Regions from separate parts of the Homo sapiens genome. Here region 2 is linked to region 1. Evidence: read pairs that join two places in POLR2A ChIA-PET (ENCODE). Cell type or tissue: PC-9. All regions are shown on one strand. Links, peaks and the distances in the headings refer to the core of each region. The heading gives the core; the rest is flanking DNA.

Region 1 (16,825 bases), core at 3,904-11,903:
TTGGGGGGAAAGGAAGGATAGCTGGAGAGAAAGAGGTGTAGGCCAGGAGCAGGGTGAAGCTAGCACCTACAGGAATTCCTTCCAACCTCCTTCTTGCCCCTATAGTCATCTTCCTCCTGCTCAGGAAACACCCCTCATCATGTAGCAGAGCTGCTCAGCCTGGCTCTTGAGGTCTGGGAGGTTGAATACAGTCAGCACCACCATAGAAAGAGCCACGGGCATTTGGTAAGTGCAAACGTCAGTGGTTTGGTTAGCGCTGCATCATTTCTGGGGCTCACTGTACAATAAAAATGCAAAGCCTCCTCCAAAAAAAAAAAAAAAGGTGGCCAGGGACACGGTGGCTCACATTGTAATTCCAGCACTTTAGGAGGCTGAAGCGGGCAGATCGCTTGAGCCCAGGAGTTTGAGACCAGCCTGGGCAACATGATGAAACCCCGTCTCAACAACAACGAAAAAGAATTTCAAGACTGTGATAGTACAGCCTTAAACCAAACACCGAGATGTTCTAAGTGCAGGAACCAGGGCATTGCCCATGAAGCTGGCCCTGCCTTTCAGCTCTGAGGCCCAGGGTCATGTAGCCATTTAGAGCCTGGACTTAGGAATCAGGCAGAGCTGGATTTGAATTTCGCTTCTGTCACTTGCCAGGTTTGTGAGCTCAGACAGTTTCATTTCTCCAGGCTTTAAAGTGCTCCCCTGTAAAGTGAAGCTAACAGTACTTGTTTCGTGATGTTCTAGGGAGAATTAAATGATAAGCATGTGTATACAATGAACCTGACTCATATAGTAGGAGCTCAATAGCTGGTAGGATTTTGCATCCACTGCTCAGCTCCATCTGCTCTCAGAAGCAATAGTGATCTCCACTGCAGGGAAGCAACAGCTCCTTAGAAGACAGTCAGTGGTAATCCTGGCTTGTCTTGGTGAAAAACATTTTCAGACTAGGCACTCATAAAATGACATGCTTTGGACACTTTTTGTAAATATAGCAGCAAAACAGGAAACAAGGCAATGTTAAAGGAAGCCTCTCTCCCCCAGGAATGAACTTGCTTTCATCATGTTGCATTGCCCACATGGTACTGGGAGGCACATGTATGTGGTGCTATAAATAACATGTTCTACCAGGAAACCTTGGCTGGTGCAGAAATGAGTGGTCCATTTACTGAAAGGGATTAGATAGATGTTGTACATCGAAAACTTGTTGATTTCATCCCTAGGATGCTTATTGAATCCCTGTGCAACTTAGGCCATTGTGATGAAAGGATTGAAGAAACCTTGTGTGCTTTAGTTAACTGGCAGATAAATACAGATCTTAAATGTATTTTCCTAAAAGTCTTGATTGATAAGCTGTAAGAGTTTATCCAAAGCATGTTAGGACTCCTGTGGCAGGCCAGTGGGGAAGCTAAACATGTTGGGATACGCCAAGGAAGGGTCAAAATCAATTGAACTGCAGTACTAGCACAAGCAAGGAAGATGACCAGAACTACAATATGCAGGGTCCTAAGAGAGGCAGCCTGGTTTGTCCTCAGTCCATAGAAATATTCAAGATGTGTACGGTGCAAGAGTCAACTCAAGGTGCTTCTGTTAATCTCTAGAGTCAAAAGTTCTGTGTATACACATAGCTAATTTATGAGGCTCAAGTCAATCCAAAAACCAGTTGTCACAAAGGCCAGTTTATGAGATGAACATTTAACTGGTTTCCCAGTCCTCTGATGAGATAAACCAACCTAACCTCCTAAATATCATAATTTCATTAATAAAATGAAATGTGGAATCTTTAATAGACAATATCTTTATCCTAGGAGTCACTCTATTGTCTCTCATCTCTGGGAAGTTATTAGGACAAATATTTTAGGCAGTTGGAAACTTTGAGGCCCTTCAAATGACACTGCAAAGGCATCAACCTGGCTTATGTGTGCAAAAACCAAGCCTGGGCAGATAGATCCATAGTGGATATATGCCTTGCATTTTCAATATCCTTCCACGTTAGGGCACTTCCAAATCTATGAGCCCCACTTTCCCAAGGTGGAAGCCAGCCTCCTTCCTCTGCAACTACGGCAAAAACATGCGTTTTAACCTCAACCAATCAGATACACCTGCATGCCTTATTTTTCCAGTTGTGTTACAAAAAGTTCCAAACAGGAATAATATAGAGAGAGAAATGTGGAGACGATGGAGGCAGGGGCACAGTTTGTTAATCTCTCTGAATTCCCACAAACAAACGAAACAGATAAAGCAACTAGAAAGCAAAACCAAGTTACCATGGACAATTACAACAAAATTAGGTCACAACATTTTCCCCACAGACCCCAAAATACAAGCTCATGAGGATACAGCACCAGTAGTCACATAAGCTGCATCGTCTCTGTGGGAGGAAGCAGAGCAACACAAAAGGGTGTTCCAGTGGGTCTGAAAATTGGAGAACCTGAAAGTAGCCATGGTATTTAACAGAGAGCTCAGTGAGGCCATCTGCGAACAGCAGCTGAACTGGAAGGGCTTTCGCCGAGTAGGTGAGTATAAGAGGCTTTCAGTAAGGATCAATGGGTCTGCAGAAATCCAGCTCCTGTGAATTCTAGAAACCAGCAAGTCAGGCTCCCTTTCAGAACAGAACCCCCCCACTGAGACACTTCTGGGAGTGGAATTTTTTTTAAAAAGGTAGGCAGGGACAGAGGAAAGAGTCCAGTTAAAAGTGAGAAAGAAGAGAGTCAGGAAATCTTGAGAAACGAAACTAACATATTTTTAATTGCTGCATGAAAATAGCCGAAAGGCCGGGCGCGGTGGCCCATGCCTGTAATCCCAGCACTTTGGGAGGCCAAGGAGGGCAGATCACAAGGTTGGGAGTTCAAAACCAGCCTGGCCAACACGGCAAAACACTGTCTCTACTAAAAATACAAAAATTAGTCGGGCGCAGTGGTGGATGCCTGTAATCTCAGCTACTCGGGAGGCTGAGGCAGGAGAATTGCCTGAACCCGGAGGTGAGGTTGAAGTGAGCCGAGATCGTGCCACTGTACTCCAGCCTGGGCAACAAAGCGAGACTCCTCAGGAAAAAAAAAAAAAAAAGAAAAGAGCCAAAGATAAAATTTCTTTTAATTAATTTTTTTTCTCTAGAGACTGGGTCTCACTGTGTCACCCAGGCTAGAGTGAAGTGGTACAATTATAGCTCATTGCAACCTCAGACTCCTGGGCTCAAGAGATCCTCTCATATCGGCCTCCCAGAGTGCTGGGATTGCAGGCATGAGCCACTGCTCCCAGTCTAATTTGTTTTTTTTAATTGAGGCAGAGTCTCACTGCATTGCCCAGGCTGGTCTTGAACTCCTGGGCCTTAATCCTTCCACCTTAGCCTCCAGAGTACCTGGGATTACAGGTGCCTGCCACCATGCTCGGCAGGAGATAAAATTAGAAAGAGTACTCTTAACCATGCCTCCTTCTAAAAGGTCAAGAGACTTAATTTTATTTATTTATTTATTTATTTTCTTTTTTTTTTTTCTTTGAGACAGAGTCCCACTCTGTTGCCCAGGCTGGAGTGCAGTGGCACAATCTCAGCTCACTGCAACCTCCACCTCCCAGGTTCAAGCGATTCTCCTGCCTCAGCCTCCCGAGTAGCTGGGATTACAGGTGCCCGCCACCTCACCCGGCTAATATTTGTATTTTTAGTAGAGTTGGGTTTCACCATGTTGGCCAGTCTGGCCTCGAACTCCTGGCCTCCCAAAATGCTGGGATTACAGGCGTGAGCCACCGAACCTAGCCTTAATTTTAAAAGTAAGCAGAAAAAAAAGATCAAATCCCATCCGAAGTTATTATAAGAAAAAAAAGAATAAGAAGCTGAAAAACATCTATATAGATAATGAAAATCTACTAAAAGACATGCCCAAAGAAAATATCAAAAATATCACTTTCTAGTTGAAAAAAAAAACTGAAATACATTTTTAAAGGCTATAAGACATAAAAGAACAACATAAATTAAAACTAGGAAAAACTTAGAAATGAGGTGATACAACTCGGTAAGTTAATTGTATATCAAAGATAACATCATTTCAAAAATGAAGAAAAACTAGAATGAATAAATACAGTCAATAATGCCTTAAAGGAAATAGGAAATAAAAAGACATTTTAAAAATCAAAATAAGGCTGAGTGCAGTGGCTCATGCCTGTAATCCCAGCATTTGGGGAGACCAAAATGAGAGGATCACTGCAGTCCAGGGGTTTGAGACCAGCCTGGGCAACATGGGGAAACCCCATCTCTACAAAATAATTTAAAAATTAGCCAGACATGGTAGCATGTGCCTGTGGTCCCAACTGCATGAGGAGGCTAGGGCAGGAGGATCACTTGAGCCCAGGAGGTTGGCTGCAATGAGACGTGTTCATGCCACTGCACTCCAGCCTGGGTGACAGAGCAAGCCCTATCTCACACAAACACACACACACACACAAAGTCAAAGATAAAGAAAAATAAATAGGATATGAGGCCAGGCGTGGTGGCTCACGCCTGTAATCCCAGCACTTTGGGAGGCCGAGGTGGGCAGATCACCTGAGGTTGGGAGTTCGAGACCAGCCTAACCAACGTGGAGAAACCCCGTCTCTACTAAAAATACAAAAATTAGCCAGGTGTGGTGGCACACGCCTGTAGTCCCAGTTACTTGGGAAGCTGAAGCAGGAGAATCGCTTGAACCCAGGAGGTGGAGGCTGCAGTGAGCCAAGATCACACCACTACACTCCTGCCTGGGTGACAAAGTGAGACTCCGTCTCAAAAAATAAAATAAATAAATAAATAAATAAATAAATAAATAAATAAATAAATAAAGGGGACAGAGTACAGCATGCAGTGACTACATGCTCAGGCAAAATTGATGTAGTATGACTATGGGGAAAATAGGGAGACCACGTGAAGAAATAATATTTAACTGCTCACAGTAATTCTACTCATGGTGGTAGCATTCATATTGGTAGTCTGAGACTATTGTGTGCTCACTACAAGATAAAGTAAATGAGTAATTAACTATAGGATGTTCTAATTATATAATCTCCTGTATATATATAATTTTTTTTTTTTGAGACAAAGTCTTGCTCTGTCACCCAGGCTGGAGTGCAGTGGCTCAGTCTTGGCTTACTGCAACCTCTGCCTTGTGGGTTCAAGCAATCCTCCTGCCTCAGCCTCCCAAGTAGCTGGGATACAAGCATGCACCATGCCCAGCTAATTTTTATATCTTTGGTAGAGACAGGGTTTCACCATTTTTACCAGGCTGGTCTCAAATGCCTGACCTCATTCAGTGATCTGCCTTCCTTGGCCTCCCAAAGTGCTGAGGTTACAGCGGTGATCCACTGCCCCCAGCCCCCATGTATTTTTGAGGACCAAGATTTTCAGTACAAAAGAAAAGATGCATAGATTTAACACAGAAAAGGCAAAAGTTAAACACCTAATCTAGATCTGAATTGGAAATACCAGTATAAATGCATGTGTTGTTTAATCTTTTACCTTAAAATAGATATAATTGTGTATATATGCACACATATACACATGTACGTATACACATATACAGATCCATCAGCCTGAAACTTCTTGTCATACCAGATAGTGAGGAAACCATTAAAGACCACCAAGAGCTGGGTGCAGTGGCTAATGCCTGTAATCCCAGCAGTGTGGGAGGCCCAGGCAAGAGGATTGCTTCAGCCCAGGAGTTCAACATCAGCTTGAGCAACATGGTAAGACACCATCTCTACAAAAAAATTAAAAATTAGGTGGGCAGATCACCTGAGGTCAGGAGTTCGAGACCAACCTGGTCAACAAGCTGAAACTCCATCTCTGCTAAAAAATGCAAAAATTAGCTGGAAATGGTGGTGTGCTCATGTAGTCCCAGCTACTGGAGAGGCTGAGGCATGAGAATTGCTTGAACCTGGGAGGCAGAGGTTGCAGTGAGCAGAGATCGCACCACTGTACTCCAGCCAGGGCGACAGAGTGAGACCCTGTCTCAAAACAAACAAAAAAATTAGCTGGGCATGGTGACACACGCCTGTAGTCCCAGCTACTTGGGAGGCTGAGGTGGGAAGATCCCTTGAGATCAGGAGGTCAAGGATGCAGTAAGCTCTGACCATGCCACTGCACTCCAACCTGGGGACAGAGCAAGACCCTGTCTCTAAAAAATATTTTTTAAATAAAAATAATTCTTAAAAATAAAGACCACAGGCCAAGCACGGTGGCTCACGCGTGTAATCCCAGCACTTTGGGAAGCTGAGGCAAGCAGACCATGAGGTCAAGAGATCAAGACCATCCTGGCTGAGATGGTGAAACCCCATCTCTACTAAAAATACAAAAAATTAGCTGGGCGTGGTGGCACGGGCCTGTAGTCCCAGCTACTTGGGAGGCTGAGGCAAGAGGATCACTTGAACCCAGAGGCAGAGGTTGCAGTGAGCCAAAATCGCGCCACTTTACTCCAGCCTGGCAACAGAGTGAGACTCCATCTCAAAAAACAAACAAACAAAAAATAAAGACCACAAAAGTCATGTCAAAAGAACTCAAGAACCAAATTAAAGTGGTTTCCACTAGAAAAAGATAGAACAATTTGAGCCTCAAAAATGAACTACAACTGGGGCTGGGCACGGTGGCTCACACCTGTAATTCCAGCACTTTGGGAGGCGAAGGCAGGTGGATCACTTGAGGTCAGGAGTTCGAGACCAGCCTGGCCAACATGGCAAAACGCTGTCTCTACTAAAAATATAAGAAAAGTAGCCGGGCATGGTGGTGCTTGCCTGTAATCCCAGCTACTTGGGAGGCCGAGGCAGGAGAATCACTTGAACCTAGGAGGAGGAAGTTGTAGTGAGCCGAGATCATGCCACTATACTCCAGCCTGGGTGACAGAGCAAGACTCTTGTCTCAAAAAAAGAAAAAAAAAAAAAAAAAAGGAAAGAAAGAAAGAAAAAAGAACTACAATTGACTGAAGCTCAAATATGTTTTAATGCATGAAGTCATATTGATTTTCTTTTTTAAAAAAATGAATTGGCCACCTTTAAAGGATGATAGGGTGCTAGAGAACCAATTTTCATGAATTTAAGAACTAATAAAGGGAAAGAACCAAACATTTATCTTGCCTTTCTATTATAGCCTGACCAACCTGTAATTAAAAATAGCTAAGGGGAAGAGTGTCCTTATTAAACTATTCCAATTTCCAAAAAAAAAAAAATTTAAATAGGCTGGGCACAGTGGCTCATGCCTGTAATCTCAGCACTTTGGAAGGCTGAGGCAGAAGGATTGCTTGAGCTCAGGAGTTTGAGACCAACCTGAGCCACATAGCAAGACCTCATCTCTACTAAAAAAAAAATTTTAATTAGCCAGGCATGGTGGCACTCACCTGTAGTTTCAGCTACTCAGAAGGCTGAGGTGGAAAGATCTCTTGAGCCCAAAATATTGAGGCTACAGTAAGCTATGATTGCACCACTGTGCTCTAGCATGGGTGACAGCAAGACCCTGTCTCTAAAAAAAATAAAATAAAATAAAATAAAAAGGTTTTGTTTTAAAAGAAATGGCACAATTACAATATCACCATTTTGTAACTTCCAAGGAATTAATGGGTCTAGGCAATGATTATCCATAGCTGCTATCATCAAAAAAATAAAGTCCACCAGATATTAGTGCCTTCTGATAAAAGAATGTCACAGGTGATGCTGCGTATGTCATAATGGATCACATTATGACACATGCTATATCAAATTTTCTCATTTTGGAGATGCTAAATTTGATCACTTGGTTAAGGTGGTGAATGCATGTGATTTTGACCTGGAGAAGATTATTTTTAAAAATAAAAGAGCCGGGCGCAGTGGCTCACGCCTGTAATCCCAGCACTTTGGGAGGCCGAGGCGGGCAGATCACAAGGTCAGGAGATTGAGACCATCCTGGCTAACACGGTAAAACCCCGTCTCTACTAAAAATTAAAAAAAATCAGCCGGGTGTGGTGGCACACACCTGTAGTCCCAGCTACTCAGGAGGGCGAGATAGGAGAATCACTTGAACCCGGGAGGCGGAGGTTGCAGTGAGGCGAGATTGTGCCAAGGCACTCCAGCTCGGGCGACAGAGCGAGAGTCAATCTCAAAAAAAATAATAAAAAAAATAATAAAAGAGATGTTTTTTCAAAAACAGAGGAAGTCACCCAGGATCCATTCTGGCAAGGTGGCAGAGCACAAGGAAGGGAGATGTCTACCTTTCAAGGGTAACTTGGCAGAGGTTCTCACAGCAATGCCTCACACCCAGTGTTGGCAGCAGTCAGTATTCTACTGGAACAATCTGGCAATGTGATCAATGTAGTTCAGCTATTGTTTTTAAGAACAAAGCTCTCCTGGAAATTTTCTGAGCTACTTAGTTGCTATTACTAGATTTTTTTTTTTCCTAGCATGGATTCTGTTGTTTGTAACTAAAAGACCTGACTGATACAGGATCCAAAAGATTGACAACTGTGTGTGTGTGTCTGTGTGTGTGTGTGTGTGTGTGTGTGCCCTCACATTCAAATTAATGAGTCTCCAAAATGCTATTGATTTCTCCAAATGCATTTTAAAAACCTAGGTTGAATGACAAGAAGTTATTTAACTTGATTGATGATTGCCTCAGAAAGCCTTGAGGAAGATAAACAGAAGCTTGGCTGTCCTGGAACTCTGTATTTCACAACTGTTGGAGTGCATGTACAGTAATCTTTGATTTTATATAAGCCTGACAAGAGAGTGAGCATGACAAGCCTTTCTCAGAAAATTCTTAAAGAATCATTTGTTCTCAGCTGGGCATGGTGGCTAACGCCTGTAATCCCAACACTTTGGGAGGCCAAGGTGGGGGTATTGCTTGAGGCCAGGAGTTCAAGACAAGCTTGGGCAACATAGTGAGACCCCATCTCTAGAAAAAAAGTTAAAAACTTAGCTGGGCACGGTGCTTCATGCCTGCAGTCCCAGCTACCTGGGAGCCTGAGGTGGAAGGATCACTTGAACTCAGGAGTTAGAGGCTGCAGTGACCTATGATCAAACCACTGCACTCCCACCTGGGTGATAGGGCAAGACTCTGTCTCAAAAAAATGAATTTATTTATTATTATTATTATTATTATTTAATTAGAAAAAAATAGAGATGGGATCTCGCCATCTTGCCCATGCTGGTCTTGAACTCCTGGACTCAAGGGATCCTCCCCCTCGGCCTCCCAAAGTGCTGGGATTATAGGCATGAGCCACCATGCCCAGTCAAAAAAAAATGTTTAATTAAAAAAAAAGAATTGTTTGTTCTGGAAGCAATTAAGTCTAAAAGCCCACTCAGTGTTACTGTTGATTCCATATTTGCATGTCTCTTCTGTACCACACTTTCTGGTAGTCTCTACAGGTTATTTTGCATATATTATATTGTGGTAAACTGTAACAGTGTTCCAAAATATTCACTGCCTCTGCCAGGAGAGAATTCTATTTTCTCTTCCCAGTCCTGTCAGGCTTGGCCATGTGACTTGCTTTGGCCCACGAAAGGTGAGGAGAAGTAACGCAGGTCACCCTGGGCTCTAACAGCCGGTGTGGGCTCTGCCAAGCTCTCTCTGTCCTCAGCTTCTCTCTGGTGTTCCAGATACAACCTTTCAGTCAGCATGAGTCCCAAGGGAAGATGACTTGGAGCGGAGCCTCAGCGCATCCACAATGGTCGTAGGGCATCAATATATGAGGGATAACGTGGTAAGACACTGAGCTGGGGAACCCCGTGCAACCTACTCTATCCTGCCTAATACGGTATTCATTGCTTATGATTGATAATAGCTACTATTTCATCAGCACTGTTTGTAAACCAAGCACTTGTGTTCTTACAACATTATTATGAAGTAGATATTCATTTCTCCACTTTACAGGTGAGGAAACAAGACCTGTAGAGATTAAGGAACTTTAGACCTGAGTTTAACCAGCTTTGAGACCTGGGCCTGAGTCTGTCTAAGGCTGAGGCTCTTGCCTCATGTTGGAAAACCAGCTACATTGGAAAACCTCCTGCATATCCTCCACAGCATTTGTGATCTCTTCCCTGAGCTCACAGAAGCACCCAGCAAATGCTTACAAATGACTAACTGAAGGGCAATGACTTGAGCACAGCTGCTGAATATGTGAATGAAGAAATGACTACAGCCAGTTCCTGACTTGCAACAGTTCCACTTACGATTTTTTTTCCTTTACAATGGTGCAAAAGCAGTAGGTATTCTCTACACATCTCAGCATATGGGGATATGTCTGATATCCCCATCCTAAATTGAAAATACCATAAGTCAAAGGTTCAATATTTTCGCCGGCCACACTGGCTCACGCCTGTAACCCCAGCACTTCGGGAGGCTGAGGCAGGTCACTTGAGCTTAGGAGTTTAAGACCAGTTTGGACAACATAGTGAAACCCTGTCTCTACAAAAAAAGATAAAACTTAGCCAGGTATGGTGGTGCATGCCTATAGTGCCAGCTATTCAGGAGGCTGAGGTGGGAGTATCACTTGAGCCTGGGAGGTGGAGGCTGCAGTGAGCCAAGATCATGCCACTGCACTCCAGCCTGGGCAACAGAGCCAGACCCTGTCTCAGAAAACAACAAAACAAAAGGTACAATATTTTCAACTTAGGATGAGCTTATCCAGACATAACCTCATCGTAAGTAGAGGAGTGTCTGTATTTGTTGAAAACTGCATTAGGTAAAACTGTCTAGAATCTCTCATGTAATACAAAAAAGATACAGACCATATCTTCAAAAACTAGATAATAAAGAGGTGAAATGGACCAAATATAATATTTAGAAGTGGTGTTGGAAGAAGGCCACACATTGGCCAGAGGACTAGACCAGGAATCCAGGGTCTGCATTCTAGTTCCTCCTACAGCTGTGTGCTGTTGGTAATCATTTTAACCTCTCTGAGCCTGTTCCATCACACAAAAAGATACTAATAAAACCAGTTCTAGGTGTCGAATGAAATAATATATGTGCTATGTTATGAATGTGTTTCCCAAAATTCATACGTGGGAAACTTAATCCCCAATGCAGCAGTGTTGGGAGGTGGAGCCTCTGAAGAGATCTTCAGGTCACAAGGGCTCTGCCCTCATGAATGAATTAGTTCCCTTTCAAAATGGGCTTTCAGTAGTGGGTTCATTCCTTCCTGCTCTTCTGCTATGTGAGGACACAGGTCCCTCTCCTCCAGAGGACACAGCAAGTGCCATCTTGGCAGCAGAGAGCAGCCCTTGCCAGATGCTGGAGCCTTGATCTTGGACTTCCCAGCCTCCAGAACTGAGAAATAAATGTCTCTTCTTTATAAATTACTGAGTCTCAGGCATTCTGTTATAGCCGCACAAAATGGACTACGACAACATGTAAGTCACTTTAAATTCTACAGTGGGTTGAAATGTCCCAGCATGGGGCCTGTCTGAACAGGAAAGTGGGTAAGTTCAGAAGAGGACTAGAAAGATGCTTCATCCAAGGGCTATAACCCTTTGTGGCGGGGCACTTGAAGAACATAGACTTTTTGAGTTACTGAAGTGTCTCTTTTATAGAATATATAATGCATATTGATTTTTTTTATTTTGTTGAAACTTCTTGATTTAAGAAGCATGCCACAAATTGCTATAAAGTTATAAAAGAGTAAGAAATTACTAAATTGGAGGCATCTCCTGTACAATCTAAAATTCAGGACCCCTTGTGAGAGGTCACTTGCTCCCTGTCGCCATGGAGGGGCATGGGATCTGTGCGTAAACATAAAATCTCTATGCACACATGTGTACACTTGCAATTAAGCCAAAGAATCTGCAGAGTATGTTTAAACCAGTGTAACACACCTCTCAGTCATCTTCACCCCAAAACGCTTTACAATGGAAATGGACTTTGTGCTCTGGGTTACTGAATTCTAGTCTTGGAAATATCCTCAAGCACGTGGAAAAGGAACTCGCACTTACTGAGTGCCCTCTGCGTGTCACAGACTTTACATAGGTTATCTCTAATGCTTATAGCAACCCTTCCAGATCTGAAGTTTAAGAGGCTTATATAACCTGCTCAAGGTCACACAGTTAGCAGGTGACAAAAGATAGATAACAAAAGCTACTGAAATCCTAGTTTATCTGACCCCAAAGCCTAGGTGCTTCCTCCTAGACCAGGGGGTTGGCAAATTACAGCCCATGGGCTAAGTCCTGCCCACCACCTTTGTTTTTGTACCACCTGTGAGTCAAAAACATTCTTTACATTTTTAAACAGTTGAGAAAAAGAAGAAGAATTTGTGGTGCGTTAAAACAATATGAAATTCAGATTTCAGTGTCCACATGTAAAGTTTTGTTGGAATGCGGCCCTGTCTATTTATTTACCTATCGTGTGTGGCTACTCTTGCACCACGATGACAGAGCTGATTGGCTGCAACAAAAACCATATGGCTGGCAAAGTCTAAAGTGTTTGCTTCCCTGGACCTTTTAATTTTTTTTCTTTAAGTAGAAATGGGATCTCACTATATTACCCAGGCTGGCCCCAAACCCCTGGTCTCAAGTGATCCTCTTGCCTCGGCCTCCTAAAGTACTGGGATTACAGGTGTGAGCCACTGCACCTGGCCTGCTTCCCTGGACCTTTACAGAAAAACTGTGCCTCCCCCTGCTCTAGAGCCTGTAGCCCTGTAGGTGATCCTTTTACGGATGAGAAAACAGAAGTCCACAGAGATTTAATAACCGTGTCCCAAGTTAAACAATCTTGGGAGAGATGCAGGTCTGACAGATGAGAAATCCTAAATCATAAATGTGCTGAGTTTCAAAGAAGCTCATAGATGGGTCAGCAAACCTGGCTGACCGCGATGGAGAGAGTGAGTGAGTGGAGTGGAGCAGAGCAGCCCAGAAGCTGCAGAGGTCATAGCAGAAATTCGGGCTCTGGTGGAGAATGATGCAATCAATTTGGGAATCTGAAATGACAAAGAGACAGAATATCCTGCCAGGAAGACACTGTCATCTGCAGCGTGGAGGCCGGATTAAAGGAGAGCACTCAAGACTCACTTGCCAGGGCAGAGTAAATCACTCTCAGAACTTGATCTTTCACTCAGTGAAACAAATAAAAGAAAATGGTAATAAACAAAAATCGTGGTACTATTGCAATTAATTTGTTCATAACATATTAAGAGAACGTTTATAAAATATGATTGTTTTTGTAAAAGAAATTGCATATGTATTTGTGTGTGTGTATCCATAGGAAAAAGCAAAGATAGATTTACATCAGCTTTCCAATGGTAGCTACTTCTACAGAGAGAGAGAAAAGAGAGGAGGGAAGCTCTCGTGTTCTATTTTATACAAAATTATATCATTTGAATTTTTATCTTGAGAACATAATATTTGCAAAAACTTAAAAACAAAATAAGTGATCTGTTATCTGTAAAATAAATAGACTGTAAAAGATTGTTTAGTGTCAGTGTGGAAGTCACTAGGAGGTAGCCCCCAAAAGCCATTAGGCTGGTAAAAATCTAAGCAAAGCCTGTAAACCAGTTCATTGCAAGATCTGTAAACTAATTAGCTGTATGATGCCAATACCAATTTCCTGGTTTTGATCAGCATATAATACTACATAAGATGTCACCATTGCAGAAGCTGAGTGATGAGTGCATGGGACCTCTTAACACTGTTTTTGCAACCTTTTGCTTTTTAGAAGTTTAAAATTGAAAATTGAAAATTGAAAAAGAGCCGAGCATGGTGGCTCACGCGTGTAATCCCAGCACTTTGGGAGGCTGAGGTGGGCAGATCAGTTGATGTCAGGAGATCGAGATCAGCCTGGCCAACACGGCAAAACCCCATGTCTACTAAAAATACAGAAATTAGCCAGGCATGGTGGTGTGTGCCTGTAATCCCAGCTGCTAGGGAGCCTGATACATGAGAATCACTTGAACCTGGGACACAGAGGTTGCAGTGAGCCAAGATCGTGCCACTGCACTCCAGCCTGGGCAACAGAGTGAGACTCTGTTTCAAAAAAAAAGAAAAAGAAAATTTTAAAAGCGGCTGAGCATAGTGGCTCATGCTTGTAATCCCAGCACCTTGTGAGGCTCAGGTGGAAGGATCACTTAAGCCTAGGAGGTCGAGGCTACATTGAGCCCTGATCTCGCCATGGCATCCTAGCCTGGGTGACAGAGTATAACCCATCTCAAAAAAAAATAAAAAAAAGAAAGTTTTAAAAGAAAACTACTAGGTGGAACTACATGAAGTTGTAATATTGGACTGTTTTTGACCCACAAATATGGCAATTTCATATAGTTAACTCTACAGTTAATCTAGGGAAAGGTGTAGCTGAATTAACTGTATTTGAACCTGTCTGAAAGAGCTTTGGCAACAGATGGAGGCCGTCTGCATGGGGTATGGCAGCTTCAATTCAGCAAGCCTCCTGAGGACTTCATGGTTTCGAGGGGCAGCTGTGGTCCTGGGGTTCAGCTCCCTCTATTCTGACTCCCCCCTCACTAAGCAGCACTGGTGCTGGGAACATGGGTTCCCCAGTCCCTGGGAAGATACGCAGCTCTTGACATGCAGGCTGATGATCCTTCCCTGAAAAGTTTTGTTAGCAAAAGCTGCGCAGCTGGAAGAGTTCTGGGTGAGTGGACAACATTATGCTTCAGGTCCTAGAAAGCTGAGGATAACCCTTAAGAGTGTGGTGGTCACAAGCCAGCACCACCCCTCGGGGTAGCCAGGCTCTCTCTGACGTGGCTTCTGCATGGTCAGCACTGACCAAAGACACAAACAAAGGGTGGACCTCAAAAGACCCAAAGGAGAAGTAGGATGCCTCAGCAGCTGCTCCACAGAAGCAGCCACCGTGGTGCCGTGGCAGCCCTTTGGACAGGGCTCCCAAATGTGCGGAATACTTAGGCTGAAGGAAAAGAGCACATTCTGGCCAGGCGCGGTGGCTCACGCTTGTAATCCCAACACTTTGGGAGGCCGAGGCGGGCAGATCACCTGAGGTCGGGAGTTTGAGACCAGCCTGACCAACATGGAGAAACCCCATCTCTACTAAAAATACAAAAATTAGGTGGGCGTGGTGGCACATGCCTGTAATCCCAGCTATTTGGGAGACTGAGGCAGGAGAATCACTTGAACCCAGGAGGTGGAGGTTGGGGTGAGCTGAGATTGTGCCATTGCACTCCAGCCTGGGCAACAAGAGAGAAACTCTGTGAAAAAAGGAAGGGAGGGAAGGAGGAAGGGAGGAAGGGAGGGAGGGAGGGAGGGAGGGAAAGGAGCACAGTCTCTGTTATAGGCAGAGTTTGACACAAATTTCCCAGGCCATAGAAACTCTGGGACTGGACTGAGGAATAAATGACCCTAGGTTATTCTCCTCGACAGCAGGACACCAATAAAATCGCTGAGAAAATTTGTCAAATACATTGTTTCAGAAAGAGTATTTGCATTTTCAGTGTCAAAAAAAAGAAAGTAAACTAAAACTAAACTTAATTTTAAGTCTTAAAATTAAATGGAGTATTTATTTTTTCCTTAACGTCTTTTGCCTGTTACCAGTACTAAAAAGAAATATTTTAGAAAGGTGTTAAACATTTGGGTGAGAGAATAGCTGAAGAAAGCAATACCATGGGCAACCACTGAAGTGCTCTCGGAGAAGAGCATGGAATGAGAAGAGTGCATTACTTTGCTAGTGCATTGCAAATGTCAGACTGCATTACAAATTCATAGACTGGGGGGCTTAACAGAAGTTTATCAACTCAAAGTTCTAGAGACTGTAAGTCCAAAATAAAGGTGTTAGCAGAGTTGCTTCTACTAAAAGGAAAACTTCAGACACATTAAATTTAGCAGAGTTTACATGACCAAAGAATGATTCATGAATAGGGCAGCCATCTGAAAAAGAAGAGGTTCAGAGAACCCCACCTAGCCTTGTGAACAGAGAGCTTTTATAGGCCAAAGATGGGGAGGCAAAGTAGACAAATCACCTGATTGGCTATAACTAGGCATTTGCCTTATGGGATATTACTGGTGTCCTTATAATAAGGGAAATTTGGACACAGAACACACACAGGGAGAATGCATGGTGTGATTTGTTGGCTGCTGCTGATTGGCTGAAACCTATTTGTTACAAAAATGTACTATTAAGTTAGGTTGTGGCTTGTTGTGTGGGAACTCTTAGAGACAGCCTCAGGCCAACAGCCTCCTGCTTATTGAATTCAACACTTCTTTTCAAAGGCTGTGGGGGAGAACCTGTTCCATCACTTTTTCTCAGCTTCTGGTGGTTTGCCAGCAATCTTTGGTGTCCTATGACTTGTGGAAGCATCCTCTCAATCTCTGTGTTTATCTTTTTATTTTATTTATTTTTATTTTTATTATTTTTATTTTTAGAGACGGGGTCTCACCATGTTGCCCAGGCTGGTCTTGAACTCCTGGGCTCAGGCAATCCTCCCATCTCAGCCTCCCAAAGTGCTGGGATTACAGGTATGAGCCACCACGCCCAGCCTATTTTTTTTTTTTTTTTTTTTTTTTGAGACAGGGTCTCAACTCTGTCTCCCAGGCTGGTGTGCAGTGATGCTATCATAGCTCAATGAAGCCTTGACCTCGCAGGCTCAAGCCATCCTTCCACCTCAGCCTCCCAAGTGGCTGGGACTACAAGTGCATGTCACTATGCCCAGCTGATTTTTTTTCTTTTTTTTTGGTAGAGACAGGGTTTTGCCATGGTGCCCAGGCCGGACTCCAACTCCTGTGCTCAAGATCTTCCTACACCTCAGCCTCCCAGAGTGTTGGGATCACAGGCGTGAGCCACTGCGCTTGGCCTTTGCCTTCATCTTCACATGGCATTCTCCCTGTGTGTGTTCTGTGTCCAAATTTCCCTTTTATAAGGACACCAGTCATATCCCATTAGGCACTTACTCTACTCTAGTGTGAC
Region 2 (16,825 bases), core at 3,799-11,798, 1.8 Mb before region 1:
GGTGGCATATGCTATCTCCTGTATCAATTCGCCAAGCATTTTATCAGGAGGCAGCATGTTCTAATGGAGAAGGGATGGGCTTTCAAAGCAGAAAGGCTTGTTCTGAAATCCTGGCTCAATTTACTAGCTGCATGACTAGGGGCAGATTATTTATTCTCTGAATGTTTGATTCCTTATCTATAAAGTGGGATAATAAAATCCACCTCACCGGATTACTGTCATAATTAAATTAAAAGTCCATAAATTATCAAATAGAGTCTTTAGGGCACAGAGGGAGGCTTAACAAATAGAAGATAAGTTTTTCCTTGTTCTTTTCTACCAGTATTTTTCCCATTTTGCTTTCTGGGAGAATCCTGTGTGCCCCCATTTTGTCTCCCTGGCTGGATGACAGGCTCCAGGAAAGCAGGATCTTTGTGGGATTCACTGCTGCAATTGCTCACAGCATCTAGCAAGCTCCCAGACATGGGTGATTCACGCATATTTGATGAATGAATAAAAGAATGATACCATATTCTTGTCAATATGTATCACTGGAACCACTAAGTATGGGAACTGGAAAGGACCTTAGAGAAAAATCACTGACCCAACTTCATTCTATAGATGAGGAGCAACATGACGCTGAGAAGCTAAGCAGCTTGCCCATGGTTAGCACGCCAGTGAGAGCGGCAGACTCAGCTCTGTGTTTCTCCTGCCCTGCCAAGCTGCTTCCCTGATCAGCTGCAGGCAAGTATGTGATGCCAAAAGCATTTCCTAGGAAAGCGGCAACTAAGCGACAACTATGTCACTCGGGGAAACACCCACAAACAATGAATGACACACATGTACTACCTCCAGTGCCGGCATGACGTACTAGATTAAATAGGGGGCGAGAGCTGGCTTTTAATAATCTGCCATCCTTCTAATATTTTTTTAAAAACTATACCCCATCGTATCTTCTTTGGTGAAAATGTCCAGTCAGAAGGCATGGCTGGTGGAGGCAAACGGAGAAGTGAGGCAGCCCCAGCTGCGTGTCTGTCTCCGGCCTGGCTGTTCCCCTCTGTTGTACACGCTTCCTCCCTCAGCCCCATTACAAAGGTCTGCTTTACTCAGTGCCTGAGCTGATGCCTAGCTACTCTCATAATCAGCTAAGCTAATGTGCTCATGGAACTGTTTCCAGGGGATGGGACTGCGTGTTTCTGGGGAAAGCCTTCCTCTTGGGCCTCCTCTGTTGTTGGCTGGTAGGAATTCCAGGCTAGGTCACGGGGCAAATGGAAACACGCAGCAGACGGCAACTCTTTACCCACTGCCCTGTGCTGACAAACTTGCTGCCAGATGAGAAAGGCATAAGGGTGGCTTATTTAATGACAGGATTTAGAATTTTATTTATGTGACAACTAGTACTATATCCTTAGTAGCATACTTAAGGCCGCTGGGCTTGCAGGTTCCTTAAATGAAGGCAGTACGTACCTAATTCTGCCTCTGTGTCCCAGGACTGTCACAATACACTAGGCTGTTGGTTTTGTTTCTGTTGAACCATTGGTAATCTTATTATTATTTTTTTTGTGTGAGAGAGGGTCTCGTTCTGTCGTTCAGGCTGGAGTGCAGTCGTGTGATCTCAGCTCTGCCTCGCCTCCTGGGTTCCAGCAATTCTCCTGCCTCAGCCTCCTGAGTAGCTGGGATTACAGGTGTGCACCAACACGCCTGGCTAATTTTTATATTTTAGGAGAGATGGTGTTTTGCCATGGTGGCCAGGTTGCTGTCAAACTCCTGACCTCAAGTGACCCGCCCACCTCAGCCTCCAAAAGTGCTGGGATTACAAGTGTGAACCACCACACCTGGCGCCCTTGCTAATCTTAAACAAAACTAAGACACCAGGTCATAACACAGCAAGTCTCTTGTGCCTGCCCAGCTGGGCAGAGAGAAGCTGGACATCTGGAAACTAACTTGATGAAGTGCTGCTGTTCGGTGTGACCGGGGGCAACTCACAGAACCTTCCAGAGCCTCAGTTTCCTCTTTTGTGAAAGAGGCAATCACCAGTACCTCCTGACGAGTAAAGCCATGTGAAATACACACGGACACTCTTGGAAAACCTGTGGTTTTCAACAGTGATGCTCAACAAAATCACCTCTGTAAGTCTTCAAAAATACATCCTGATGTGTAGTCAGAACTGGCAACCACTGTTGTACGGTGCTCGACACATAAAGTAATCACTGATATATTGAGGGCTGTTCATGAACACTCAAATGAAATGACCATATATGCTGTGAATACAGACAGATACAATGAAAGACTCTAATAATTTTAAAACAGCAAACAGAGAGCCCGTCCCTTAGAAGTTGAACATCCCAGATAAAAATGCTAAATTGCAGCAATAAACCCTGAAACGCCCTAAACAGGGATATATGGAATGCTCTGATTGTAAATTGCTGGCTCTTCCCTACATCTAGTAAAGAAAATTACCTGCTAAATGTTATCATAAAAGCTACGGAAACATTTTTTTACCTAAGTTATAGAGTCAACCAAGAAAAAAACCCTATAAATTAGATATTCTAAATCTTTAAGCCACTAATTTTAATCAATATCAGTCTGGAGGTTTTAAATGACTTTCTCCTGAAACTCCCCACCCCATCAAGTAATTATCAGAAACATTGATTTCATTCCATATATTCAATCTTACAAGTTCATAAAATATTAGCCTATTAAGTTAACATAAAAATGTAATGCAGTAGAATGAAACAGTAGAAGGAACTCCATATAACACCTGCAAACTGTGTCTATAGGAGTCTGATTTTTAATATTTCACTGACCACCCCTATTCCCCCATCTCCAGCTCCCAAGCCCCAGGGTGGGTGAGAAAGGAGGTTGCAAAGGGCATCACGTGCTGGACAGAGAGTGGCATGCAGTATCTACGATCACACAGGACACAGATGGAAACATCAGAAGACAACCCAACACCTCATACAGATTAAAAAGAAAGGCGGATTCGGCCGGGCGCGGTGGCTCAAGCCTGTAATCCCAGGACTTTGGGAGGCCAAGGTGGGCAGATCATGAGGTCAGGAGATCGAGACCATCCTGACGAACACTGTGAAACCCTGTCTGTACTAAAAACACACAAAAGAATTAGCCGGGCGTGGTGTCACGCGCCTGTAGTCCCAGCTACTCGGGAGGCTGAGGCAGGAGAATGGCGTGAACCCGGGAGGCGGAGCTTGCAGTGAGCCGGGATCGCGCCACTGCACTCCAGCCTGGGCGACAGAGCGAGACTCCGTCTCAAAAAATAAATGAATAAATAAAAATAAAAAAGAAAGGCGGATTCACAAAGGTGCAGTAACTTCACCCAAATTACACAGTGTCAGAGGGGGGCATCAGGGTTCAGGTCTCCTCACCCCAGGCCTGGGACTTTTAATAAACAATGCCGTTCTAACAGGATGGTGGATGGGATGCATAGACGGAGCAAGAGTGACACAGAAGCACTGCTTCTTTTCTGTACAGAATTACTGAGTCCCCTACCCTGCCTACTGTGAGACGGATCTTTTATTATTATTATTTTTTTGAGATAGAGTCTTGCTCTGTTGCCCAGGTTGGAGTGCAGTGGTGTGATCTTGGCTCACTGCAAACTCTGTCTCCCGGGTTCAAGCAATTCTACTGCTTCAGCCTCCTGAGTAGCTGGGATTACAGGCATGCGCCACCGCCTGGATAATTTTTGCATTTTTAGTAGAGACGGGGGTTTCACCATGTTGGCCAGGCTGGTCTTGAACTCCTGGCCTCAAGTGATCTGCCTGCCTTGGCCTCCCATTGTGGTGGGATTACAGGTGTGAGCCTCTGAGCCCGGCTGAGATGGATTACTAATAAATACTACTACAGAAACAGGACAGTTTTCAGAGTCCGTCTTTACTAGGCTACTAGGCAATTCCTCAGCCACTGAGATCATATACACAGAAGGAAATTACTGATGCTGGTACTTTCCATCATTTTTCAGTAACTGGGTTTCACTGGCTGTGGGTGTTGGAAAGGCTGGGTAGTCATGCCAACATTTATATATCTTTTAAGGATGATACGTTGCTGAACCAGGATGTCAGGGAACCAGCCTACCAGAAAACCAGGATTCTCACACTGGTCCTGCCATTATTCTGTTGTAAAGTGTTGGGCCTGTTTTTCTTGGCAGCAAAACGTATGGATAGCCTCTCCCAGCTACTTTGAAGGCTCACATGTTAATGTACGGAGGAGCACTTAGGAAAGTTTAAGGCATTAAGCAAAGCAAAGGAAAAAGCAAAGGTCTCTGGTATGTTACACCTCTCGGAATTGTGTATGTTCCAAAGTATTATACATGTTCCCTGTGAAATACACATTAGTTGTCTCCTATGGCTAAGGACAACAGGCAGAGAGAAACATCTTGAGATATGTTTGGAGGCAGGCTGGACAAACCCAATGTTCTCATTTCACACACAGTTCTCCAGAGGAAACACACAGATTTATAATCTGTTATTCAACAGTCATTTTTTCAATAGGATGGTATCATCTGTCTTCTGGAGTGTTTGCCAAAATAGGAGGCAAAGAGCTAGAATGAATAACCCTTATCAAATCCAGGATGATGAAACGAAGTTAGCTCTGAAGAGGAAGACTGTGTTCCAAAGATACAGCCTAAGCTCAACATGCAAGGCAGCCGTTCATGAAGCTGAGGCTCACAGCCCCTTTTTCTGCAGAGTGGCCAAGAGGCGGCTCCTTCCAGCAAGGCACTGTGCTTCAGGTGGAGAGCCCCTGGGTCCTAGGAGAGGTGCTGGGACCACAGGTGCCTGCTAATGGTCCAGGTCTTTGGAGTGGCTGGGGCAGGAACCCATGGTATGTATGTGTGCAAGAGTGTGCCTGTGCATTTGCTATACTGAACTCATCACAGCATTCCAGAACACAGTGGCAGCCAATCCACTGGTAGCAGAAAGAATAAGGTGGGGGCAGAAGCCAGGATAGAGGGGCAAAGAAATAAAAAGCAAAGCAATGGTGCACGTGTGGAATGGCCGGGGCTGCCCGTGCATCTTGAAGGACTTCGAGTCTGGATGGGTGACCTGCGGAGGCTCCTTGCTGAGCTGCCTCATGCTCTAGATGTCATTAGAATAATGCCCTGTCTCAGATTTGTTTTATGCAACCGAATCCAGATCTCCTATAATCTGTTTTGTGCTAAACCCAGAAACAGAAACAGAAACACCCAGCTCTTCTTCAGGGAGGGGTGGTGACGGGGAAAGATGGATAGGAGAGTACGGGTGAGAATCTGTACTGCAAGGCAATCCTGACTTCCCAGGCGCAGCTCTGCAGCTGCTCATGAACCTGCAAAGCTTTCAAATCACAACAGACATGATGGGAATGTCACAAGATCCCCCCTGAAGCTCTCGCTTTAGCCCAATTCCACCTTTTTAAGAGAAAAATAAACACACACCCCTCTGGCCTTTTGAGTTTTTCCTGGTAAGTAAGAATAAAGCAATGCTAAGCCCACTTTCCAGAATTTCCCCCTTCGAGTCAGATAAACAGCACTGAGCTACAAGGTCAGTGAGTTAGTGAACCTAGCAAAAGAAAGAAGAAAGCATTCTTCTGTTCTCTTACAATCATATGAATATTTGCTCCTTTATAAGAGTTACTAAGCGAAAGCACTCAACGCAAAAAAGTATTTTCCCTAGATCATCAGGAATAACCTAGTGTGGCGAAAGTTACCATTTAATGCCTACATTTTATGACACATAATTTCACTTAAAAACAAACATGTAAATAAATAAGGACTTAGGTATCTGTGACGGACTATGATGCAGTACTCTGATAATTGGTAGGTTATTGCCAGGTTCGGATTGTCGTTTATTTGTGAAGTAAGATCCACAGCAATTATTTCTCATACAATTAGATATTCACAACCAGTGAACATTATGAAATGTTCTTTGCATGAGCCCTGCAAACAGGAAGTACCTAAACAGTATCTAAAACTAAAAAAAAAAAAAAGAAGACTGAAATCTTACATTTTCAACAGTATGCCTTAATGACAGAAGGAATCATGTAGGTTACTTTAAAACAGAAACAACAGAGAATTCCCAGAGGTGGCATTTGGGAGTGAGATTTGATTTTCATTTTACCTGGCTTAATAATGAAAACACGAAAGATGGCTCCCAGTTTCTCCGAGATCAACATATTAGTCCATTTAAAGAAATGCCACAAGAGGCTGTTCCTACTTTTCTTTAGAAGACAGATTTCGTTTGTTCTTGCTTAAAATTGAATATATCTCTCAATTTTAACAGTGCCTGAGCCAGAGTAGGGTAACATGAATTGGATTTTCATCAAGCCTGTAGGCGCAGACTGCAGTGAGAATACCCCAGCCGGCCAGCAGCCGCCTCTGCACTGTCGGCAGGCCCTGCTGCCATCCAGGAGGTCTAATGAAAAGAGGATGCAGGACTTGACAGGGGGGCTGGCCCGAAACGCCAAGGCAACAACAACACAAGCCACACACTCTGTTTGCTATGGGGACAGGATCAGAGAGAAGGAAGAAAAGAACAAAAGAAAAAAAGGAAGAAAAATAGCTCCCACCACCCAAATGTATAATGTATATGTCTGTGCGTGTGTGTACATTTATGCATGCATGTGAATGCATGCATGTATGTTCACAGTATGCATGCATATACACTTATGTGTCTTCATATATGTACATATATCTCTATACCGATATAAGAGTAATTAAGCAGTGTTTCAAAGTATTTCAAGAAGCATAAACAAACAGGAACAGAAAAACCTTGGGCAAGTATTCTTGGCAATAAAAATTTACACTGAATGCACTGTCACAAACCACGATTAATGATAACATTCTTTTCCAAAGCCCTTGCCACACACAGAGTGAGATAAATTGGCTATGGCAGGTTTATTTCTCTGGTCTGCAGGTTTATTTCTCTGGTCTCCACGTTTTTTTTTTTTTTTTTTTTAAAGACAGGGTCTTGCTTTGTCACACAGGCTGGAGTGCAGTGGTGCAATAATAGCTTTCTGCAGCCTCAAACTCTTGGGCTTAAGCGATTCTCCCACTTCAGCCTCCCAAGTAGCTGGGACTACAGGCATGCACCACCATGCCCGACTAATGTTTTACTTTTTTGTAGAGGGTCCCACTATGTTGCCCAGGCTGGTCTCAAACTCCTGGCCTCAAGCAATCCTTCCACCTTGGCCTCCCAAAGTGTTGGGATTAGAGGTGTGAGCCACCATGCCTGGTCAAGTCTGCAGGTCTTGAGGTCATGTCTGTCAAGCAGAAATCTAGAGTGGCAGCCATTGCCTTTGCCAGGCTGGAAGAGGGTCAAATCTGGAAGAAACAAAGATTTCCAGGGGCAACATGCCTAGCAGTTTGAGAGGGAGTATTTTAAAGGTTCATAATTGGACTGAAATGTGGGTGAGAAGGCAACCTTGGCCTCCTCATCATGCAGGCAGGTTCTGAAGGTGGACCTCGGCTGGGCCACATGGGGGAGGTGGGATCATGGAAATTCTAATGCCACTGTATGCTAAAGCCATGGATTTCGGGGAAAGGCATGACCAGATCTGTGTCTGGGAGAAAGCTGGGCTGGAGGGGGCCAGACTGACAGCAGCGATCGTACTCTTCCAAAGGAACTGTATACTAGGCAGGTAGGATGGTCCCCATGGGGTCCTGGCAGGGGGGTGGGCCCCAGACACGTATGTGGGTGTCATCCCCACTCAGGAGAAGATGAAGATGAGTAGAGGACAGGGCCAGATTATGCAATGCTGGGACAAAGGGACAAGCCTAGAAGGGGCTATGGAGGGGACTGAGTCATAGTGAGAGGGAAGCCAGGAGAGAGGGGTGTTTCAAAAACCAGTGCAGCAGGATTTTCCAGAGAAACTGGTCAATGCATTATCAGAAGCTGAGAGTGATCATGCAGAAGAAGGGATGGAAAGGACTTATTTTAATTTATTCATTGTATTTACAACAAAGAGGCCACTGGTGACCCTGCTGAGAGTAGCTTTTGAACAAAAGTATTTTTAGTGGTCCTTTACCGCCTACATGGCTACTATCCAAGCCCATCTCAACCTCTCTCCAGAGAAAACCTGTCCTCTAGCCTCCCACTGGGCGAGCACACCTTAGGTCTTGGGTCTTTCAATCTTGACATTCTGTTCAAGACCTTTCCTTACAATTCATACCTATCTTTTACAATCTACCTCGAATCACATTCTGGGAAGTTTTATGGGACTTCCTCAGTTCACAGTTCTTGATACTTCCTTTAACCTCAAAAAGCATATGAACATTGACTTTGGCTTCTATCAAACACAGCTCTGCCCTCTTGACACATGTGCACTGGCTTGGAATCTGCTTTATTTTCTCACATCCTCATCTTCCCTTGTCTATGCCTTTCTCATTTGAAGCCATCACTTTTTCCTGGGATGTTTTTCTTCCATTTTAGTTTTTTGCTTCCTGAAATCCCTTCTCTTTTTAAAACTTCAGCTTACGGCTGATCTTCTCAATGCAGAAGCAGTTCGAGGACCACCCATCCGGAAGTGAGGTCTTACTTCTCTGGATTCCATTAGCTTGGTGACTGCTATTTGTGTAACTCATAACAGTAAATGGCCCTTTTCTTCAGCTGTGTCTATTTGTGTGTGTACCATTCCCTTCTTCCCAGTGGATGCTAAGCTCCTGGAGTAGTAGCAAACTGGTAGAATTTCAGAGTTTGGTAAACCTGGGTTCAACTCCCTTGGATTGGTTACTAGCCTCTCGGACCCTCCACATGCTCAGCTGAGAAGTGGAGAGCAGAAGGCTGATGCATCATGCATCAGGCATGGGTCTCAACCCAAGAGATATGGTTTGGCTGTTTCCCCACCCAAATCTCATCTTGAATTCCCACGTGTGGTGGGAGGGACCTGGTGGGAGGTAATTGAATCATGGGGGCGGGTCTTTTCCGTGCTGTTCTTGTGGTAGTGACTAAGTCTCACAAAATCTGATATTTTTATAATATCAGATTTAAAGGATATTAAAGGACTGAGCACCACCAAGGCTGTTTTTTAAAGGAGTTCCCCTGCACATGCTCTCTTGCCTGCTGCCATGTGAGATGTGCCTTTGTTCCCTCCTTTGCCTTCTGCCATGATTATGAGACCCCCCCCCCAGCAATGTGGAACTGTGAGTGCATTAAACCTCTTTTTCTTAGAAGTTACTCAGTCTTGGGCATGTCTTTATTATGAAAATGAACTAATACACCAGGTAGGGTGGAAAGGCACCTGCTCAGTGCACGGTTCTGCAGGCCTTCACTGACCACGAGATGCTCTCCTTCCCTATGCCTCTAAGTCAACTGGCCATTTATAGACATGGAAAAGCTCCAAATATGTGATGGGGAGCAAACGATTTAGACCAGAAAAATGGCATTCCATTTTCTGTACCCTATGTTAATAATATAGAAAGTCAGTCACAGTCTAACTGCTCTGGACTTCAGCTTTCCTTTTCCCACTAGACAAATTAAGAATATGGTCTTGTTCCAAACTATGGAAAATGCTGAGACCCTACATTGATAATACTACTACATATGTGGAATATCTAAAACTAGAAGAAGAAATTGCTAAGTTACAGAATTATGAAAATATTCCACCTTATATTAATGATATATAAATTTAGATTTTTAAAATTAAATAACAATATTCTGAACTAGTGAATGAAAAACTATGTTAAGAATTAGAACCAGGTTGGAGGTTGTAGATGAAAATTTTATTTACTGTTTGCTCTTTGGCTGGCAGAAAAGATAGGTAAAGAAACAGAAAAATATAAGAAATGCAAAAACCTATTAGCTAAATGATAAATTAGTAGGATCTATCTTTAAAAGTTTTTCTATTGCATTGTCTTCAAATTGTTCTATATAACCTGTTTTCTTGAACATATGACAACCTTAAATAGTTTATTAGATGAGTACAGCCTTACTGGTTAGCATTTGGAATAACTTATGAAATCAAAGCAGTATAGTACAAAATATTAAAATATACCTATTATTTTTTTGTTACTGAAGAGGAGAGTAAGATTTTAACTGCTGAAGAAAGCAGTTGCAAAGGGCTGTATGAAATATGTAAATATCTCAGAGATGTATTTTCATGACAGTATATCTGTATTCACAATAGCATTTAAGAAATAAAAATTAAAACAGCTCCTACCACTACATTTCTCATTGGAGGAGGCTGTTGGAGCCCTGTGCTTTCACAGTATTGACATACTTGCGTTACGCTCATGAACTCCTGATCAGTGTAGTAGGGCTGAGGAGAAGGAAAGACGAAGGGACACATGAACGATCTAGGCCTTTCTTGTTTGCAAGAGCTCTCTCTGCTGAGATAACACTGGGTGCCCATTATCTTCAGCGAGGTTCTCAAGGGGTGATTAGGAAGGGAGGGAAGTCTATCTCTTTAGGAAATCTGTGAGCATCTTCATGAAAAGACACTCTTACCACTTTCTGTTACTCATTCCCAGGATTTACAACAACCCCCAGAAAAAAAGTGTAAAAAGAACTCCTCCCCAACCCAGCCACAACACAAGTCATGTAGCCTAACAGGGTTGCTCAGGAGGGTGAGCATGGCATTTCAGCTTTAACTATGAGAGGACTGAGCACCACCAAGGCTGTCAACCCTGCCTGCACTGCAGAATCACCTGGCTACACTCTTGGCCTCAGGCACTGCTAGTTTCTAAAGCTCGCTAGATGATTTCAATCAGTATGTATCAGAGCAGAATGTTTTAACTTGGTCTTTGTGTCAATTTTACACCCATTTCATTTACCTTATTTTTAAAAATCCCACTAAGTCTCCAGGCAGAGCACACAAGAGGCCTCCTTACTTCATCATTGCTCCTCATATGTCCCTTCAGTGTTTCCCGAAGGATGACACTACTGACCCTCGACAGTGAGCCTGATGTGGCCCTGGGTCAGGGATGTGATGTCTACAGCTCAGAGATGGAGCGACAGAGAGCGAGCGAGAGAGAGAGAGAGAGAGAGAGAAAGAGAAAGACAGGAGGCAGGTGGCAGGGGAGATCTGTTTGCTCACATTTCATGGTAATGGAAAAACTTTTTCCAAAGGGTTATAAGTATCTGTGAAGCCATCTGGTGTTTCCTGCTGTTGCATCCTTTAGATTCTGTATGTTTATATGTCTATGGCACCAAAACATCATGAGCCTAAACAGTAATATTTAAAGGATGTTGTACTTTAATGCAATCATACACAATGCCAATGCTTTATAAACATACTCTTTAAGAACGTCATTAGTATAGAGTATTTGAATAGTTGAATTACATACATATTCTCTCATTAGACGAAAGGGAAACTGATAACAATAAAAGATGGAATCCTTGTATGTTAATTGGCTATCTGGATATGGCCTTTTGTAAAGTGAACATTCAAGTCTTTACCTATTTTTAAAAGTTGGTTTTCAGCCTTAAAAAAATCGATTTGTAGGATTCTTTATATATTGTGGATATAAATTTTTCATATGTTTTCTTCCTTTTCATTCTACTTTTTCATTCTCTCAATAATAGTTACTCTGATACCATAATTTTAATATGGTCCAATGTATTAATTTTTTCCTTTTATGGTTCACTCTTTTGTGTCCTGTTTAAGAAGTCTTTGCCTGCTCCAAGTTTACAAAGGTGTTTTTTGTTTCCTCCAACACTTCATTGTTTCACCATTCCCATTTAAATCTACAATCCATTTCATGTATGGTATGAGGAAGGGGTCAAGACATCTTTCCCTTCAAATAGCAATCCCATTGGCTAAATCCATTTATTGACAAGGCCGTGCCATGCCCACTGCACTGCACGCCACCTTTGACATAATCAGGTGACTGTATAAAAGTGGGTTTCTTTCTGCAGGCTGTTCTGTTTCACCGATCAGTTTGCCTAGCCTCGCACCAACGCCACACTCCCTTCATTACCAGAGCTTTAGAACAGGCTTGGCATCTGGTGGCAGAAGCATTCCAACTTTTTTTTTTTTTTTTTAAGAATTCCTTGGCTGTTCTTGGCCATTTGCATTTTCATGTGAATTTTTGAATGAGCGTCTCAGTTTCTGCAAAAGAAAATTTGCTAGTCCCAGGACTGCATTAATTTTTTTTTTTTTTTTTTGAGATAGAGTCTCACTATCACCCAGGCTAGAGTGGCACGATCTTGGCTCACTGCAACTTCTGCCTCCTGGGTTCAAGCTATTCTCCTGCCTCAGCCTCCCGAGTAGCTGAGGTTACAGGCATGCACCACCATGCCTGGCTAATTTTTGTATTTTTAGTAGAGACTGGGTTTCACCATGTTGGCTAGGCTGGTCTCAAACTCCTGATCTCTGGTGATCCTCGGCCTCCCAAAGTGCCGGGATTACAGCATGAGCCACTGTGCCCAGCCTAGGACTGCATTAAATTTATATATTTGGGGAACATTAACAACTTTATAACATTGAGTATTCTAATCTATAAACATGGAATATGCTGTCATCTATAAATACATGAAAAGGCAATCATCTCGTTAGAGAAATTCAAATTAAAACCACCATATCCACTAGAATTGTTAAAAATAATACAGGAAATACCAAGTATTAGAAAGGATGTAGAAAAGCTAGAATACATGTTGCTGATGGGAATGCATTTTGGCATAACCACTTTGGACAACTGCTTGGTAGTATTTTCTACAGCTGGACACATATGCAAAATCTATGATCTAGCAATTCCATTCCTAGAATGACAGCTCACTAAAGATAAGTATCTGAAAGTTCACATTGGCACTATTCACACTAGCCCAAAACTGGAAACCCCCCAAATGCCCAGCAATAGTAAAAAGAATGAATACATTGTGCTTTATTCAAACCATGAAAAAACATACAGCTCTGAGGATGAACTGTCCACATCTACATGCAGCAATATGGATGAATCTCACAAATAATAATGAGCAAGACTGATCAGATTCCATCTAGATAATATATAAAGACAGCACCACTGTATGAGATTCCTTTTATAGAAGGGAAAAAACAGAAAAACCAACCTATTTCAGAAGTCAGGATAGTGCTGATTGGTGGTGGAGTATAGTGACTGCAAAAAAATTCTAGGTGTTTCTGGAGTGTCAGTAATGTTCCCTTTGTTTATGTGTATTCTGGGTAGATGATATCTTCAGTATATAAAAATCCATATTGGCCGGGTGTGGCGGCTCATACCTGTAATCCCAGCACTTTGGGAGGCCCAGGCAGGCTGATCACTTGAGGTCAGGAGTTTGAGACCAGCCTGGCCAATACGGTGAAACCCAGTCTCTACTAAAAATTTAAAAATTAGCTGGGTGTGGTGGTACACACCTGTGATCCCAGCTACTCAGGAGGCTGAGGCAGGAGAATCGCTTGAACCTGGGAGGCGGAGGTTGCAGTGAGCCGAGATTGTGCCACCACACTCTAGCCTGGGCGACAGAGTGAGACTGTGTCTCAAAAAAAAAAAAAAAAAAAATTTACTAGTGCCAAGAGAAAAAAAAAAGTTATTATGTTCTACAGAAGCTTTCAAAATTGTAAATTAAACATTTTAATGCAGTACTTTTGAATATTATATCTTTCCTCCTATCATGCTGAATTCTTTGTAAGCATACAATTAGAAACATTTTCTTTGTTACTAGTTGAGAAAATGGAGAAATAAAAGTTACACCATATTCCCAGTTTCAATCAGTTTGCCTTAATTTCCCATTCAAATGATCACTTATTGTTCCTACCTGTTATAGCAATTTGTCAATTGCTCTAGCGTGGACACAAGTGTATATCTGTGTTTATTTTTCAAAGAACTGTAATGCAATATCATAAAAAAGGCACAGCAGCTTTAAGTGTTCCTTCAGTTTTTGCAGATTAGTTACACAACTGTCCTTGTTCTAATTTGTTTTTCTCTAGTTTTGTGTCAATGCTAAACTAATCAGTAGATGCAATTACTGAATTCCAGGAGATTCATTTTTAGATATGACATAACCCAATTTCCCAAGAAACTTGTAACAAATGCAAGTTTATTTTTTTTTCCTATTTTTAATTTTTTTTTTTTGAGACAGAATCTCACTCTGTTGCCCAGGCTGGAGTGCAGTGGCGCGATCTCGGCTCACTGCAGCCTCCACCTCCCAGGTTCAAATGATTCTCCTGCCTCAGCCTCCCGAGTAGCTGGGACTAGAGGTGCATACCACCACACCCAGCAGATTTTTGTAATTATACTAGAGACGGGGTTTCACCGTGGTGGCTAGAGTGGTCTCGAATTCCTGACCTCAGGTGATCTACCTGCCTCGGCCTCCCAAAGTGCTGGAATTACAGGCGTGAGCCACCGCGCCCGGCCACAAATGCAAGTTTATATCCTTTTAGTTTCTTTTTTAGAAAATATGGTACTGTGATTGAGCTTCACATATAATTCACTAAAAAATTCTCAAATGAAACTACGAATTATGGAAGAAATTTAGATTATTTAAGCAAACGAGTATACTGAATGGCTAGATGGATAATTTTAGTGTTTTTTTTAAAATTATAAACTTATATAAAACTGTAATTATAACACATATTTCAATAAAAATAAATTCGGACACATGAGAATAGCAAGTGCCGTGAAGAGCTAACCTGAAGAATATGCTGTTCTGTGTTTGTATTTACCTCAGCTTTGGTAATGCATTAAAAACTTAAAATTTTTTAAGAAACACATTACAGTAACTATCACTACAAATAGACTGTGGTAGTTTTGAAAGCCGTTCATAGAAAAACTTTTAAAAACCACATCAAGTATTTAAAGGTTTCATTTAAGAAAGCACAGAAGTTACCTGACATGGCCATATCATGACATAAACAGCGGAGAGCTGAGTGTTTGACAATCATTTTAGAAAGCCCTGTCACGTGATACTCCAGCCCACTGTTTAAGCTGAATAGATCATGCAGTTATTCTTCATTTGTTTTCAAGGTATTCTACTGACTGTTGATTTTGGGGGCAGGGTAGAAAGAGAGCAGACAACATTATTGTATTGAAGCCTTTTCCTACTTGTCCTATTTGTTCTAGGATATCGGTCCAAGAGTAGAAGAGAGAAAAAACCGAGTCATTTTATCCCCAAAATAACCCACGTTGGGATGTATATTATCATCACCACATCAGGTGAGACTTAAGCACAGATGAAACAAATTATTGGTCTGGGTTTCACATGGTTACTTTTGGAGACAGGAGGAAAGTGATAAGTTGCTTAAAATCAAGGAGGAATGAAATATTCTTTTTCAAAAGCTCGCTTGGATGAACTGGGACCATTTGTATGTGAATGAATGAAAGTTGAATTATTCAGAGTGTTTGATTCTTTTCCTTCGATATAAGTTGTTATATTCAAGGGAGAGAAACAAACAACACGTATATACACCTGAAACTTGTCAAAACCAAAAAGCCATTCAAACCAAATCAGTCTTGAACTCCTGAGTTCAAACCATCCTCCTGCCTCAGCCTCCCAAGATGCTGGTTTTATAGGTGAGAGCTGCCGGCCCAGCCCAATGCCTGCTTTGATCACTGGCTTCCAGAAGTTCCTGTTGCCTGAATGATCAGCTGTACTCTCATCACCTGACCCAACCCATCATGAGGCTTGAGGCATTTTGTTCAGTTGGTGTAGATACCTTTTTCCCGTAAGTTCAAATACTTTAATTAAAACAAAAACCTTACATTAGTCTTTTTGTTGTCAGAGTAATATACGCAAGGGATAAAATTTTTAAAAGCACAGAAGGGCATAAAGTTAAAAGCTTAATTTTCCTTCTCTCTTATCCCTCTGGTCACCCTCCCCAAAGATAATCACCATTAATAGTCTTATACCAGAAAATGTCTTGTTCTATGCCTACACAAATACACAGAAACAGACTAATTCCTCCACACTCTTCACTGCCTTCCCTCTTCGCCTATTAATTCCTGTAACACTAATAAGTACACCATAATGTATTTACTTTTCATAAAAGCCTCTATTTTTCAATTCGTTTCATCTTATTTTGCCTTTTTAACAGCAACTCCTTTTATATCCATAATAGCACTTCATGTGGTGCTGGGCACGCAACATAAACGATAAAACCCCTGTCCGATGAATGTTCTTACATTCTGAATCACAAGTAGAATTCACCTTCCTTCTTCTCCTGTCAAGAAGGAGGCATTTCACACACAAACAATGCTGAGCTCGATGTTTCTTAATGGTGTACTCTTCATGGACAGGAAGTCCCTGTTTATTTGGGTTATTAGTAGCTGGGCTCTGATCCAGAGATCCATTTCTAGAGAAATACATTGCATTTTTTTTTAAGCTATGAATGGGGTATACACCTTTTTTTGTTTGCTAATTTGAAATACTCAGCTTCTGATATAACTATGGATAGAAAATAACTATTGCATCTTATACTACCGGGAAAAGACAAAGGAAAAAAAAACTGTTATAAAGCAAGGATGTGTTCAGAGACTAATGGGGCCATGTCAGAGGGACACAGGAACGGGGTTGCAAGGGCTCCCACTGGCGGATGTGGGACAATGTGAACATCAAAAAGAATAAGGATGGTCATGGATTGTAATGTGCTGAATAAGAGAGAATCCATGAATCTATCATGATACTTAAAAAAAAAAAACAAAAAACAGTGGGAGAAGAGAGAGGAAGGAGGAAAGAAGAAGCTCTTCTTTATAAAATAAGGCCAGCTACGTACAAAATCATCTTCTGCAACCACTCATGTAATAAGTAAATCAGGCAAGGGTGATCATCAATGGATGCAAAACGTGGGCAAAACTGCTGCAGAACAGGGTATCAACTAGGTTTCAAATATTACTTGTTAATGACAAGGAGAAAGAGAGATCTCAAGCAAATGCTGAAAGTTGGCATCGCCAATAATGGAACTCACAATACGT

What was found. Peaks named below come from ENCODE experiments on the same cell type or tissue, not always from the same donor. Only the 100,000 strongest peaks of a DNase experiment are listed, where the experiment ranks them.
Region 2: POLR2A ChIA-PET joins it to region 1 with 9 read pairs; 1 of 35 experiments calls an interaction of 5 or more read pairs at or near these places.

The regions. Positions count from the first base shown.
Region 1 is chr6:6,985,483-7,002,307 of GRCh38, forward strand. It overlaps LOC105374904 (a long non-coding RNA gene), which reads left to right and starts at 8,614. Exons shown (of 3, transcript XR_926432.1): 1 at 8,614-8,658; 2 at 9,568-9,671; 3 at 9,842-10,343. RefSeq lists an enhancer at 15,894-16,188. In PC-9, for the core only: no CTCF peak of the experiment used is centred there; a DNase peak (open chromatin) is centred at 8,599.
Region 2 is chr6:5,151,571-5,168,395 of GRCh38, forward strand. The region is part of intron 2 of LYRM4 (LYR motif containing 4); the gene reads right to left. The region is part of intron 3 of LYRM4-AS1 (LYRM4 antisense RNA 1); the gene reads left to right. Among named protein-coding and RNA genes, the nearest start is that of MIR3691, 12 kb to the left of the region's middle. In PC-9, for the core only: no CTCF peak of the experiment used is centred there; a DNase peak (open chromatin) is centred at 7,801; H3K27ac peaks cover 412 bases.